2 separate regions of the Mus musculus genome follow, and region 2 is linked to region 1. A link is a loop called in an ENCODE intact Hi-C map of the cell type or tissue named here. Cell type or tissue: left cerebral cortex. All regions are shown on one strand.

Region 1 (8,000 bases):
AGAGCAGCCTTCCTGGCTCTATTTGGGGCAAGTATGGAATTTCCGTTTCAGCCCAAGGATTTATGGTTGTATCTAGGATGGATCTCCAAAGAGTTGATTGTCCCAAATCCAGATTGGGCTGATAGTGGACAATATAAAATATTCGTGAGTCTTCTTAATGTTACTAAGTATAAAAAAGTGCTTAGATTTAGGCTAGAGAGGGGTTTTCATGTCTTAGGAGCCCATGTTGTCTTGTGGTAGTGACGTGATAATTTACAGAATATTTCCATCAGAGTCAAACTTAGTCACACCCACCCCTGCCTGTGTCCCAGCAAGCCGGCCCACTTCACAATCAGCACATTTCCCAGTGTCCTCTGAGTACTGGAGTGCCACCCAATGCCCATGCCCTTCATGCAGTTTCTGAAGCCTAATGGTCTGGACTGAAGACAGGAAGGTTGAGCCCTGGATGAAGAAACACACATTCTTCTAATGACTGCACACCTGCAGTGCTAGGGTTTAGGGTGTGCCGGGCTGTTTGCCCCACTTAAATTATATTTACATATCATATAATATTCAAGTGCTTTGTAAAAAAGATAAAAACTCAAAACACAAGACAGGATATTCTGAACTGTCAAAACATTATACTTTTTCATATTTACTATAGTCTATGTAATTTTATACATTTTTGAAAACACATAATAATCTAGATGTAACAATACTATTATGAATATAATATAAATTATTCAAAACCCAAGCTATTTACCAGCTTAAAATCCAAAAATCATTTAATTGATGTACTGAGCCAATTTAGGTGAGTTTATTCTCAAAGAGCTAGAACTGTGATTATTTCAGCCCAACACAGCTGCCCTAGCCACAGTGGGTGAAACCACCTCAAGTGTAGAACTGATCAAGAGTCAGTTGGATCATATTTAATATTAGCCAAACTTAAATAATGGTCAAAGGCTGAGTTCAACTTTGCAAAAATCTGTTGATATTTTTGCCATCTTTGCCTAAATCCCTATAATCATATAGCTTATTATTTGTTGATCAACAAATAAATCACTTTAGTAATTATAATTAAGTTACAGATTGGAATAAACAAACCTATTTGAATGGTAGTCTTGATACAAAATAAGCAGAAATCAAAGCCACACCAGAGTTACTTGGGGGCTGGAGAGAGATCCAAAACTAAATTTTTAATTGAGCAAAATGTCTTAATTAATGTTTGCTCTTATTTAACATTGCCCAAAGTTTCAGTGCCCAAAGTAAACAGTGATGACAAATTTCAAAACTTTTTCATAGTTTCTGTTAGCAAAATCATGGCTGATGCTCTCTAGAGTTCTACAGTAGAAGCATGCCAGGTCAAACGGGCAACCCCATTCCCTACGTCAACCAGGGCAAGCCTTCTGACTTGGCCCAAAATTGAGTCTACGCCCAACTCAATCTGGATAGATAAAAGCCAGCCTTCCTCAGGAACTTGTGAAAATAGTTCCCAAGCCAAAAGGAGTCACTTTTCTTATGTGCAGCAGAAAGGACATATGGCTACACTAACATGTATCTGTGGCTGTATCAAAGCCCATGCTGCCGCCAGGCTCCCTCATTGATAGCATTTAGTATACAAGCCTCCACCCTAGCCTCCAACCTGCAACCTTTGAACCTCAGATCCCAGCTCTCTTCAGAGCCCTCAGCCCTGGGTACTCCTGCTAGCCTCAGCTTCTCTCTCTCTCTCTCTCTCTCTCTCTCTCTCTCTCTCTCTCTCTCTCTCTCTCTCTCTCTCGCTCTCTTGTTCTCTCCCTCCCTCCCTTCCTCCCCCACCCCCTGCATCTCTTGCTCCCTTGCTCCCCACCACTCTTGAATTGCACTCTTCACCTCTTGCTCATCTCTCTTCTCTGGCAGATCGCCATGGCCACAGCCAGTCTGGTTCTCTTTCTCTCTGTGTTGGACTATTCCAGATGCTTCTGGATACTTTCTTATTCATAAGAAAAACCTTCCTAGTTATGGAGCGGTCTTTTGGCGGTTTCTTTACTGCATTCCTCACATTAAAACCCTTACTAAATAAACTCAAATTAAAAATAAAAAGAAAAGAAATTCCTCTATCAGTTATGTCTCTGGTGCAGTCATGCTGAGTGAGAGAGGCATATAGGAAAGGTATACAGGTCAACAGTTTAAAGTAAGCACTACTGTTTCTTTTAATCCACTAGGACAAAGCCTGGGGAGGTATTTTCATGGTGACACATTTGACTACAAAGTTCAGGTCAGGGCCTCCCACCTATCCCTCAAGAGCATCATTGGAAATATCAATTCCTTAAAATAAAAGGAGAGGGGGAAGGACTTAAATTATAAAGATTAAGGACAGATTTAAAATACGAGCACAGTATTACACACTGGCAGAACAAACAATACTTGGGAAATGAGGCTCACATACTTTCACTATATCCTGTGGCTATGTTCTCCTTTTCTTCTACAGACTTTTCTACATTACAATCCTCTCCCAAACTGAGATTACAGATGTGTACTTCATCTTCAGGAGAGGCTGATGCAGGAGGCGTGCTACCTTCTTTGGGGGAGCCTTTTCCATCACCTGGGTCTCTGGTTTCTGTACTATTTCCTTTCAAGGGTGTGATGTGGTGGGCAGAACTAGACAGGGTGTCAGGGTGGCTGCTTCCCTCTGGGCCTGTGTCATCCCTCAGCTGAGGGCCAGGCTGACTGCAAAGCCCTGGGCTGTCGTTAGCAGAGGTCTCCACCAAAAGCAAGCAGGTAGAAGCTGTATTCACTTCCTCCTTGACAGGTTTCTCAAGACTAGAGGCACTTTTTGAAATTAAGTCACTAATGCTGCTGATGGATCTGTGCTTTTCACCAATGCAGGTAAAATCACACATTTCCAGCATGTTTCTTCGCTCCCACTTTGAGAGACCTCTGCAGTGGAACAGAGAAGGGCTTGCTAGTTGCTGAGCCTCAGGAGGAAGTCTCTCCGAATTCCTCTCCTTGAGATTATCAGGGGAAAAATAGTCCTCATAGGAAGAAGCCTCAACGTCAGGAGTTCCCGGAATGAGTCTGATTGTGGACGGCGGGCTCTGGTCGGACTTGAATAACTGTATTGCCAGAGCAGACTTTCTCTTGTACCTCTTCTTCAGTTTTCCTTTTGGAGATGAACCCAAGTCCGCTGCCCTTTTTCTCTTTGCAGAAGAATTCTTGGGTCCCAACCGTACTTGGTGTTCTTCTATGATGGACATCGTAGGAGACAGACAGAGCTTCTCATCAGGCACCCCCTGAGATACACCTGCAGCTTGCTTTCTCTCGGAATCAGCTACCGCACCTGTAGCATCCTTCTGACAGTTGATGCTCTCCTTTGAAGGACTGTCTGGAGCTTTCTGAGGACGTGGCTGCCTGAGATGGTTGGGTGATGCTGAGCCATAAAAACTGCTTGCCCTCAACACAGGTGAGGAAGGGCATGTCACCGTGGTCATCTCATTAGCAGATCTTCCCAGTTTCCTTTCTTGATCTCCACAGGAATCACCGAAAGATGAGTGGGAGCCACTGGCAAAGGATTCATCTGCAGAGATCAACAAAGAATCGCCTTTAAAATGTGCAAGTGACCAGACAGGGTGTCACTGGTCATTGTGTAACTCTAGCTGGCTTGGAACTCAAGAGAGAGTCTGTCCCTGCCTCCTGAATGCTGGCTTGGTTTAAAGGTATGTGCCACCATGCTTGGCTAGGCTTTGGTCTTCTATAAGCCATTTCTCCTCATAAACAGAACACGGCTCCTCATATCTGTCCCCTGTTCTTCCATCAAGTCCTCATGTTTTATTTATATTTCAAATGAAGCATGTGGGGCTCTCAATATTCCGATCTCTCATGAAGTCTGCACTTCTCTCAGAAGTAATGATACGCTGTCCATCACCTCTGCAGGCTCCCCACTCTGACCCCAGCTTTCTGACACATTTTGCTGTGGGTAAACACAACTCATCCTTCAAAACCAGCTCAGTGTCAGTGTCACCTGTGACTCTCCTGATCCTGTCAGGTCACAGTGCTAGCCCCTCCTGGGACTCAGCATGCTACTGTCCTCTCATTATACTGAAGTACTAGAGGGCAGTCAGCACTTTCTGCTCACTTTCCTGAACCTGTGGTCATTACTCAGACCCAGTTCTACTGGTACAGTGCTGCCCAGCTGAAGGCTTCCTTTTTTAGAGAAAAGACACCATCTGGAGGCAGTGCTGGGATTCTAACTTAAACAACTCGAGCTCGGCTTTCAGAGCAGAGTGGTGGCAACAGAGATATCCTGTCCTTGAAGCTGTGCTCTGGGAAGGGAGGGGCAAAAGCAAAGGTCAGCTGATACTGGGCCTCTGCTGAAGTGCTTCCAAGACAGCAGTTGGAGTGATACTGAGATTTACTCTTAGGAACTGAATGCATTAATCACTCTTCAATAAGCCACGATTCAGTGTGGCACATCACTAAGAGCATAAATTCTTAGACTACTTATGTCAGAAGCCTGGGTGTATCACTCACAACCTCAGGATCTTGCACAATCCACTTGACCTCCTGGTTTTCTCTTCTGTGAAATGGGAGTGGGGATGCAGCCTACCTCATGGAGACTTGGGGTGTGTGTGTGATACAGTGAGACACAAGAACAGTATAGGGAAAGGTAAGCCAGCATTGTTATCGCCATTTGCTTCCAATCTATGGGAGATATAACTGAGCAAAGAAAAGATGAATGGGTAAACAAGCTCAGAACATGCAGGACAGACTGCCAGAATACACCCCACGGACAGGAAGAACACCTAGCTGAATCTCCTCATGTGGCGTTTGAAGCCCTTTTGAACACAGTTGTTTAGGGTTTCCACAGACTTCACTTAGGCCCCCATGGACTTACGTGAGGGAAGTGTAAAGAACTCAACACCTGACAGCTATATAGCCTTGAAAAAAGGTCAAGGGCTCCTATACTATTTAACACAGACTCTTTTCAATAATATGCTTCATGGCTTAATTAAACACGAATAATTCCTCTTTAGTGCTAACTGTGCTCAGATATACATTTACACTGCATTTAAATCATATATAGTCACAAGGATTTCCACAACAAAGCAAACAATCAAACAAATCCCCAGGGAGGGACTAATAAGAGTTCAAGCAGGAGGTCCCCAATACCATAAGACCAAATCTCATGGAGAAACTTAGGTCTACTCAGCTGCTTGAGTGGTTAGAACGGACCACACGACATCTTGGCATGGTGGAGCATTTTTGTAATCTCAGTACTCGAGGAGACAAGGACATGGTTCTAGTTGGAGGCTAGCTGGGTATCTATTGAAGTGCCATGCTAGCCAGAGCTCCACAGAAAAAGTCTAGCTCAAAAAGTACAGTGTGAGAGGAGACACACACACACACTTTTCAAATCATAAGTCTGTTACAAAAACAAAATACATATTACAATTTTACCTGAACTCAAAGGTTGGTGAGAAATGTTCAAGGATGTTTCAAACAGACTGACACATGGATTCTGCTGAGACTGCTCCAACATCTGGGAGGCTGATAACACAATGACAAGTTTCAATAACTGGATGGCAGAATTGCCTACTGGACAGGGACAAGAGCATATCTACCCATTCTGCTCCTGATCCCATATACACAGGAAATTAATCTTACCTTTAGGCTAAGCTTAATATAATTCGAGAACAAAAACTATATCAGTTATACTGTAGATTTAAGACTGACAAAATGAATCCCTATCAATCACTGCCCCACAAACATGATCACACAATCACATGAGATGGGACTTTCAAAATCCAACTTGTATGAAGCTTAAACCAAATTAAGTGAATGTTTTCGGTTTGAGAACTGAAGTTTCTAATATTTACTTCTAAGTAAGTAAAAGTCCAGTGCTGACACAGACAGGGGCAACTGGTTTAGAAAGACTACACAATAACAAATTGTCCCCAAAAGTCAACAGTGTTTCAGTTAAGAAACCAGTTTTAAAGAAAATATCTAGAACATCAATGATTCAATAAATGAGGCTCTAGGCGCTATCTTCAAAAGCTGTCCATACAAGAGACAAAACAAACATATCCAAAGATTTTTAAAATTTATTTTAAATTATGTGTATTTATGTGTTTCTGTGTATGGGTATGGGACATGAGTATAGAAGAGGTACTGGGATCCCTTCTAGTTGTAGTCACAAGATGTTTTGAGCCACCCAACATTCTTCTGGGAACTGTTCTTGTGTCCTCTGGAAGTACAGTACTTAAGCATCCTCTAAAAGTCGTTTTTTCAAAAGGAAAATCAGAGGATGTTTCCCTCAGAAAACTTAATAAAGTGACTATAAAGCAAGGGCATATATACAAAGAAGGTATGGGCAGTCAGAAGTCCTCAGATACTGTGGTTGTTCAGTTGTTCTGATGCTGGGAACTGAACCCAGGGCTTTGTGCACACTAGGCAAGAACTGAAATACATAGCCTTAGCCTTTGTACAGTTACTTTGGAAGCAAAGTGGAGGGGGGGGGTGTTGGGGGCTTTAAATTTTTTATTTTTATTTTTAGGGACAAGCTCATTTTAACAAGTTAATTCAGGCTGACTTTACAAGCTGTTCTTGAGCTCCTGCTCCTCCTGCCTCCAGCTTTGAATACTAGGATTTGAATTACAGACATGCACTCACCACAGTGGCCTTTCAGCTGTGGGGTTTAAAAATCTCTGACTCAGTTCATATACGCGTTGAATCAATTTGGACATGCACATGAGACAGAGCTATATACCTGCTTCAGCTGCCAACAAAACCATGATGGTGTCTCTGTAAAAGCTACAGTTCATCTCAGTCTTACTTGTTACCATGGCTGATACTCATGGACCTGAGATGCAGATGAGTCTAGTGTAGTTTGTAATGGTAGCAAGTGAAGGAAAAGGCTTAATAAAATGCGTATGATGTGGCTGGCATGGTAGTGCATACAGTTAACCGCAGCACTTGGGAGGCAGAGGCAGCTGGATCTCTGAGTTCAAGACCACATTGTCTACAAAGCAAGTTGTAGGGCAGCTAGGGCTATACAGAGAAATCCTGTCTCAACAACAACCACAAACAAAAAAGAATATTCTAATGATCTAAATTAAGTAAGAAATAAACTACGGCCGCACACAGAAGGCACACCTGTATCATTCCAACTGTACATACATCAGCAGAGGAGTGTAAGCAGTGGGGAGGCAAGGCTTTGCTTATTCACAGCATTGCTCATCATCTTATTAAAATGTGCTTACTACTACATAGGTAATTAAAATATTCTCCTTTTAAAGAGACCTGACTAACTTAGTTTTTTATTATTTTATTCTGTAAAAAATGTTTTTTATTATTTATGTGTATATGCATGTCTAAATTACACATGTATGCAGGTTCCCACACAGGCCAGAAGAAGGCACTGGCTCCCTTGGAGCTGGAGTCATAGACAGTTATGAGTTACCCAATGTGGTGCTGGGAACTGGGCTCCAATCCTCTGCAAAGGTACCAAGCACTCTAACTTCTGAGCCATTTTTCCGGCTCCTTACTTTTTTTGAAAAAGAAAAGAGATACTGAAAACGATGAAGGAGCTGCAAGAAGGGAACTGAAGAACACTCAACCTTACAAAGCACATTTCTTCTGGAAAAAAACACTAGAAAGGTCTCCACTGAAATTAAGTACTAAATTCAGGAAGCACTCAAAATGTCTAGGTAAGGAGACTGGGGGTGCAGCGTGATCCCTTGACCCATGCACTGCAGAAAGGAAAAACAGCAAGCACCTAGGGTAGAGATCAAGTAACCTTTCTTCTGTAGTTCGCCAGCAGACATCCTTTTCATTCTACACTGCAGCCACTTACAGGTAGGGGAAAGGTTCTCCCTCTTCTCCTTCATATCCTGCAGTCTCCTCTTCATCACATTCACTGGGGAGCTGTACACCAGTGAGCGAGGGGACTCAAACAGGAGGACAGGAACGTCATCATCTGAAAACAAACTTCCACCGTCACACCTTACCAGCAGTTCCTGGAAGAGCCACCCCCAGCCCCACATTTC
Region 2 (8,000 bases), 180 kb before region 1:
TGCTGCTGCGATAAAGCACCAAGACTAAAACAACCTAAGGGGGAATTTACTTTGGCTTATAATTCCAGAAGATTAGGAGTCGTGATTGCAGGGTAGTCGGGCAGCAGGTGGCTGGGGCAGGAAGCTGAGAAGATCCACTGTGGAGATAGGCAAAGGTCTACCCCCTTCTCATAGAGCACAAACAACACACCAAAGTGCTGTTCCCCCTAGAGTACAACTTGAGGGACTAAAGAGTGTATTGGGCTTATTTACAGAGCGTGAGTGAGGGATTACTTACAGGATCGTGGGTGGTCCCAAAGCAGCTGTGGTACCAGGAAGTCCCAGCATGGATAACGATGGATAGCCATGGGGTGCAGAGATGGACTTCATCTTTTAGTTACCCTCCCACAGCCTGTACATACATGCCAGCACCCAGAGAGAATGAGGCCATGTGTGATTGGGACACAATTTCATGCAAATGTCTGGGAAGTGCAGAGGGTCCAAAAACTCTCTACTCCTTTCTTGGACAATGGGCAAGCCCAAACTTGGGGGATTCATGAGAACGGGGTTACAGCTGTTCCGATGAAGCTGACGGCTGTTCATCTCGGAGGATCCTCTTCTTGGTACATTGTATTTACTAAAGTGTTTCTGGTTGACCACATTAACAGTGGAATCCTGAGAACTCCGCTGGTCCTGTCGCTGGCTGTGTTGCTGAGCCAAAGCTTTAAGTGGGAATGTAATAAACACAGGGGCATGCTCCTTGCAGGCTGAGGAGCTCCCACTGTGAACCACTGCACCCCCTCTCTGTTCCTGCACCTCTGATTGTATTAGCACAATCCAATTTAGATGGGATGTGGAGTCCTTGACACAACTTTAACTTTTCTGAAGTCTACCCTCTATTAACATTTATTTGCCTCTATTCCTGGCTTGGAAAAATTTTTGTCTATTTCATTTAAAGTATGCAGCCATAGTGTTCAATTCATTTATTATGTTTGTCCCCAAGGGGCAGCTTATCTTGTTAGGCAGAATAAGCATTTGTTACTTGCTAATTCTATGCAACCTCGGAGTTAGCATTTCATTTGGAGACTCACATGGTAAAATGTAAATGTATTGAATTGGGCTAAATCTGCTTGGCTCTCTCTCTCTCCCCAGTCTCTATTAGTTACTGAGGTTTAACTGTTGCCTGCTGGCAAGCTTCTTCAGGAGGTATTTTGAAAAGGAAATTGCATTCTAGATGCAGGGACCGCTTGGGGCTGGAATACTTTGGATTTATGAGGGTGTAGTTTTGGTGCCAAGGCATGTCCCCTCCTGCACATGGGTACTGTCACAGAGATATCCCTGGGGTGATGGGGAAGGGTGGGTGGCTGCAACACAGTCTACACATTGGTTTCATTGAGGATGGGGCATTTGGGCAGGAGGCAGGACACTGTGGAGCAGCAGGAACTGGCCAATGGAAAGCCTTTCAGAAGCATGTCTGGAAAGAACATGGACTTTGGAATTAGAATCTCTCCTCTGTCACTGAGAAGGAGATGATCTTTGGGCAAGTTATCAACCCAAAGAGCAGACCTGGGTTTGTTCTAGACCTTTAGATCTGTGGGCTCAAGGGGGTGAAGGAACTCCCTCATCATGGAGCACCCCAAATCCTTCCATCTATGGAACTATTCTAAAAAGATGGTCTACCATCAGGTGAACTATTGCCCCAGAACAGTAATGAAGATGGCCAAGGAATGGAGCTCTGACCTAGGAACAGATCTGTACTCTCCCAAAACAGCCTGAACAGGGAAGAGACATGAGGCAGAATGTGGTGGTTGCAACAGGGGAAGGCAGAAGAAGAGGCTTGCATAGAGCTGGGAGGGTACCTGAGACACAAAGCTGGCTTTGCCATTTTTTACTGGATGGCTCTTCAAAGGGACAAGTTAGTGTAAGACCTAGCATGGGAGGGAGGGAAAGCCCTGTCCTTTCTCTAGCTGGATGTTCTTGATCCAAATGTTACCTTTCTTCCAAGGAGGGCAAGGAGGGGAGTAAAAGTGAGCTGAAAGCTGCTTCTCCCATCACTGATGGCCTTCGTACCCTCTTCATCTCCAAGCCTGAGAGCTCACTGGGTGACCAATACCACAGTCTGCAACCTTCACTCACCACCTTTAACTATACACATACATCCATGAGAACATCTACTGTGCCCAGAAGAGATTAATGATAAACTAGAATAAGTATAACAACATGCTTTAAGTCACATAATCTCAAATATATTTTGAAAAACCTTTATGTGTATGTGTATGTGTGTGTGTGTACAGGTCAGAGAACAACTTTCTCAAAAAAGGACTTGTTTTTAACCTTATGTGTATGAGTTTTTGACTGCTTGTATTTATGTATGACATGTGAATGAATGCCTTGGTGCCCATGGAAGACATAAGAGGGTGTCATGTCCTCTGGAACCCAAGTCACAGATAGTTGTAAACTGCCATGTGGGTGCTGGGAACCAAACCTGGGTTCTCTACAAGAGCAAGAAATGCTTTTGAGTCATCTACCGAGCTTCCAAGAGAACAGCTTTGGGAGTTGGTTCTCCCCTCTCACCATGTGGGTCCAGCAATGGAAAGGATGGCGGGTTAGGCAGTAAGCACCTTCACCAACTGAGGCATCTCACTGGCTCCTCCTGTAGTGTATTCACACACTGTATTCATCCTTCTTACGAGGATGTGAGATGAGGAAATACTTACATAAGGCAAACGATATAGCATTAGCCTACTGTACAAGGATCCTTTGAACACAGCACTATTGAATCACAGGAGTAGAGCTCATAATTGAGAGCTACTGGGTGATTGACAGGCGGGAGGTATATACAAAGAAGATACACTGGTCTAAGAGCATAATTCTTACCCCGGTTGAGACAGCGTGGGATGATGGGAGGTTTCGGTATAATGCTTAGAATAGTATGGAATTTAAAACTTGTGATTTCTAGAAAACTCCCTTAATATTTTTAGATCATGGCTGGTGGTGGATAACTGAAACCAGTGAAAGTCAAGCCATTGGATCTCTGTGTTGCCTTTTGGGACAACAGAGAACACTCTTGTGCCACTGACAGGTGCTGCTGCTGGGCACGGTAATGATGCTGCAGGGAGACACAGATGCTTCTACTCAACCTTTTACTCACTGATGCCTTGAAACAAAGAAGCCAACCTCTGGGGTGATGTGTGGCATCTTACCACTACCTTAGACTCCACAGAGATTAGCAAGTTGGGTGAAATCTCAAGGCTAGGACTGTACGCATACATAGAGAAGAGGACAGAGGCTCAGACTAAAGCACTTGGACTGGTTCCCAATGCAGCTCTGCTGTAGTAGTATAGCGATTCCCTTAAAGTCGTCTTCTGTAGCAGGAGGCTCATCTTTCCTGTCTCTATCCACAGTGACTACAGCTCTGGTGATGGGTGAGCTGAGATGGCCTGAGGTCACAATGCCTTCTTGACTGGTTGATTTGCCATATACAGTGGACACCCCAGTGCAGGATGCTTGGGCCCACTGTTACAAACATCCATTCCACAGATCCCCTTCTTTTCCTCTGTGGAGGGCACTGGCTGGCACCTTCAGTGCAGGACACTGTGTCATGGCTGCTAGCCTCCCTAGACACAGTTCTGGAGCTCCCCTGAGCCAGTGACTCAGCACAACTCAGATGTATAGAATTACTCTATACCTCTGTGGAGGGGATGGAGAGCAGAAAATGAGTCTGTCACTTCGAATCTAGCATGTCAAAAGCTATGAGAACTTCCTAGATATTATGGAGAAGACCTGATGCCTAGAGCCTGTGGCTCTTTAGCAGACAGCCTCCTCCTCCTCCTCCTCCTCCTTCTTCTTCCTCTTCCTTTTTTATTTATTTATTTTTTTTGGTTTTTCAAGACAGAGTTTCTCTGTGTAGCCCTGGCTGTCCTGGAACTTACTCTGTAGACCAGGCTGGTCTCAAACTCAGAATTCCGCTTGTCTCTACCTCCCAAGTGCTGGGATTAAAGGCGTGCTCCACCACTGCCCGGCTAGCAGATAGCCTTCTTGTCCACATCCTCTCCCCTGACCTTCAGGCGCCAGATCCTGAGCTGCGCCCCCTTTGGGAGCCAGATTCTTCCTCAGGTCCATTACTTACGGGTTTTCTTCTCTCCACAGCCAGAATAGGATCGGCCTTGAGAACTAAGCTAAAAATGAAATATTTTATTGGAAATTTGAACCCATGGTAGATGATGAGTGATGGAATAGGTGGAAATATCAGTACCTCACAATCTTCAGGGCTCTAGCACCAGTGGGCTGTCCTGTATGGGTCATGGGCCCTCCTCCTTCAATACATAAGCATCTGACCCTCCGGGGCTCCATCATTGCCCTTTGGATGGCTGGCCTACATGCCAGCCAGCTACCCTGTTCCTTGGCCTCTTTTTTTTTTTTTTAACCCTCTAAAGGTTAGAGTGCTGCAGAGATAGGTATGCTTCCTGGGCAGTGGCCTTGGGGACCTCCTCCCCTCCACAAAGTGGAGCTTAACTCCTCATTCCCATGCCCTCACTCCAGCCAGGGGCTGGCTCAGGACAACGTCTCAGTGATTTAGCAAATGGAGGGTATGGATCTTAAAGTCTAGGTGGATTGGCAAGCACCCTGTGGTCTAGGTCTGCTCTGAAAATGTTTAAAAACATGGGTAACCTAGAGCATTCTTTACTATATCTCAATTATACAATGGATAGTAAGTTATATAATGGTCAGTTCAGAAAGCAAATACCAGCTTTGATAGGGTTCTTGTAGACTTCCCAATGCCTGCTTCATAAACCTATATAGCACACTATAATTTGGGGATCGTTGGTATTTTTTTTAACTAGTTGAGATGTGAGTTAGTCTCCCCCCAGCCCCGCCCCCATTGCTCTACTCAGAGAGTCTAGAGGTGGTCTGTCAGCAACTGTGGCATCCAACCCGCCAGAAGATTCCAGCATTCATGGTGACGCCTTGTGGCTGCTCACTGGAGCCAGAGAAATAGGATCCTCTGGTGAAGCTCACTGTCCAGGAGGTAAAAACAAGTTGTTTGCCAAAATTAGAGCAGAGAAAGAGCTGAAGGGAACACACACGTACACACACGTGCTCCAGTCTGAAGAATTATCTTTTTTTTTTTTTCCTCTCCAAATGAAACTAGCAAACCACTAATCACTTGCTCTTCTTTGTAGTACAGTGCCCACAGGGAAAACTTCAATGGATCTCATATCTTTCCTTGCTTCAGGACCACACTGAATAACCATTGATCTGCTTTTGTGTTTCCTTCATTTATCTTTACTTACAAGGTTTGAAGATATATGTCATATTTCTTTAGATTCCTTTATATCTACTTCACAGTTTAAAGTTATGTGCCAGGGAGATATCTTGAAACTGACAACGTGGAAACAGGTGGATCCTCCCAGGGGCTTGCAGGACAGTCACACTGATTGGTGAGCTCCAGGTTCAGGTCTCAGAAAATAAGGCAGAGAACAATTGAGGGAGACCCAAGATCAATGCCTGGCTTCCATCTGCACAGGCATACAGGGGTGCAGGCTTATGCATCCTCATATATGCATGTACATGTATGGCTGCAAGGGTGTGTACACATGTATACACAAAAAGTTAATGATGATCTTTCATTTACCTGAAAATGTCTTTTTGATCTCATGTTTAGAAGTTACTAACATTAAATTTAAAATTCCAGATTTATGAATATTGACTAGGACATTGAAGAGATCCATTTTCTCTCTGTTCACATGCCATTAGAAGAATACAATCAGCCTAATTCTGGTGTTTTTTCACTTTGCCTTTGATGATATATGACTAAAAGATAGCTATATGTGAATTAACTTTTTATTATCTTGCTTGGTATAATATAGCGATTTCTGAATTCTAGGAAGATGTGTCATTAATTGGGTGACATTTTAAATATTCTTCAGGATCATTGTTGGTTTTCTGCGTTTTCTGGAAATTGATGCTTGAGATCATATTCAGACTTAAACCATTGTCAAGACTCTTGGAAGCATGCTGTCTGCTTCTTTGCTTTTGTCGGGATTTCTGCAGTCTTTGATACTGGACCTCTCCCAGCCCCTTGTGGGTGATTGCACCTTGGTTCTTGTACATACTAGGCGAGTGCGCCACCAAGAAACACTATTGAAGGAGCTGGAAAATACTACAGTTATCATGAAGCACGAGATGCTTCACCTTACCTGGTAAGAGCCTCTTTCAGCATGTCTGTGAATTTTCTAGCTATCACCCAGTAGTCTGTGTAAAATTAGCCATGTAGAGAAGTCTTGCTATAGTTTTGTTTAGAAATACTGCTTTAGGACTATAACCTGGGCACTGAGGAACATTCACTGTGTGGACAAAGCTAGGTATTACATGTGTTTCTTGTTATATATAGGTGTAACAGTTTATACACATATGCTGTACATGTGCCATGAGTTTGGTTTATAAAACTTGTCCTCTTCATCATATTGGGACTTCTCTCCTCCACACTTGAGATTCTAATTCTCAGATACAGGAGATAATGAAGAATTTCCTTGACTGTTGTGTGTGTGTGCGCGCGCGTGTGGAATGTTAAGAAAAATCACACTCGTACTGCTGCCATTGTGAACACTGAAAATGTTTTATTGCTGTGTACATATCTAAGTCTTCCTCTATCAGAGCTTCTAGCCCCCACCCACTCTACCACTCCTTTCAGTCCTAGGCATTGGTTTTATCTCTCTGCCTATTTGCTTATCTCTATTTGTATACCTCTATTTCCATACCTAACCACCACAGCCTCACTGACTCCTCATCTTGCTTGTTTAGACTTTGCCTCCCAGTGGACTCTTCCTCCAAGACCATGGCAATAACAGTCCTGGGTCCTGGCATTCAGTTATGAGTTTGCCATGTCATATTTGCTTAAGAGTTAGCTTTTAAATATAAAATTTTAAGTCATGTGTTCTTTTGAAGATCTTAAATAACATTATTCACTTTCTTATACATTGTTATGAAAAAATTTAGTTCTTATATGCCATTTGCTTCTTACTATGTATGCATAATGCATGTCTATTAACTGTATATATATACATGCATGTGTTTATAATGTTATATAAACTTATATATACACACTAAGTCAATGTCAAAGTCCAGACGTTGAACTTGACTGATTCTGGAGACAGGGTCTTTAAGGTGGTGACTGTTGCAGACTATCTCCTTTTTTGGATCTGCTATCTGCTAGGAATGGGTCTCTGGTTGCAGGTGGGCGAATGACAAAGTAATGTCACAAAGTGAACACTAGTCTTATATGATACAGAAAACAAAGGGGTAGGATGTCACAGCAGGCAAAGTACATTGAAGTTACCTGACACAAAACAAAGGAATGACTTCAAAAGGAACTTACAGGAACCAGGTAACATTTACAGTAAAGATAAAACAGCCCTGCCTAGGGTCACCTAATGACAGGTAAGGATTTCACACCCTAGTCACAATTTGTGTTACTCCTTTGAGTCTTGTGAAAGCTAGCACCAGGGGGTTCTGCTCTAGCAGACCTTCTCATGAATAATGCAATACCACAACCCCCCTATTTCCTAGGCCTTGGTAAATTCTTGCATATGAGAGTAACTTGGCTGTTCTTTTAAGTATCTGTGGGGAATCTCCATTTGTCAAGAGAATTCACCAACTTGCTTCTAATATACAATGTTGTCTGCTATAACTGGCTGTAATAAAGATTCTAAATATACTTTGCTAAGCTTGCCCTGAGATTTCTCTGTTTTTTTTGTTGTTGTTTGTTTTTTTTTTGTTTTGTTTTGTTTTTTTGGTTTTTTGTTTTTTCGAGACAGGGTTTCTCTGTATAGCCCTGGCTGTCCTGGAATTCACTCTGTAGACCAGGCTGTCCTCAGAAATCCGCCTGCCTCTGCTTCCTGAGTGCTGGGATTAAAGGTGTGCATCACCATGCCCGGCGAGATTTCTAACTCTTATCCAGTAAAATACTATAAGAAAACATGTAAGACACTCCACAATATTACAGGGACAAATCTGAGACA

What was found. A loop is a pair of places that touch in the nucleus more often than their neighbours do. Peaks named below come from ENCODE experiments on the same cell type or tissue, not always from the same donor. Only the 100,000 strongest peaks of a DNase experiment are listed, where the experiment ranks them.
Region 2: a loop joins it to region 1, with 2.5 times the contacts of the local background. A loop is called at or near these places in 3 of 42 quality-filtered maps.

Annotation. Positions count from the first base shown.
Region 1 is chr8:18,627,048-18,635,047 of GRCm38, reverse strand. It overlaps Mcph1 (microcephaly, primary autosomal recessive 1), which reads right to left. Exons shown (of 14, transcript NM_173189.3): 6 at 7,808-7,930; 7 at 5,413-5,502; 8 at 2,405-3,532. Among named protein-coding and RNA genes, the nearest start is that of Gm25763, 17 kb to the right of the region's middle. In left cerebral cortex, a CTCF peak has its summit at 4,170; a DNase peak (open chromatin) is centred at 4,186.
Region 2 is chr8:18,806,674-18,814,673 of GRCm38, reverse strand. It overlaps a transcript of Mcph1 not described here. Among named protein-coding and RNA genes, the nearest start is that of Agpat5, 36 kb to the left of the region's middle. In left cerebral cortex, no CTCF peak of the experiment used is centred here; DNase peaks (open chromatin) are centred at 2,935 and 3,248.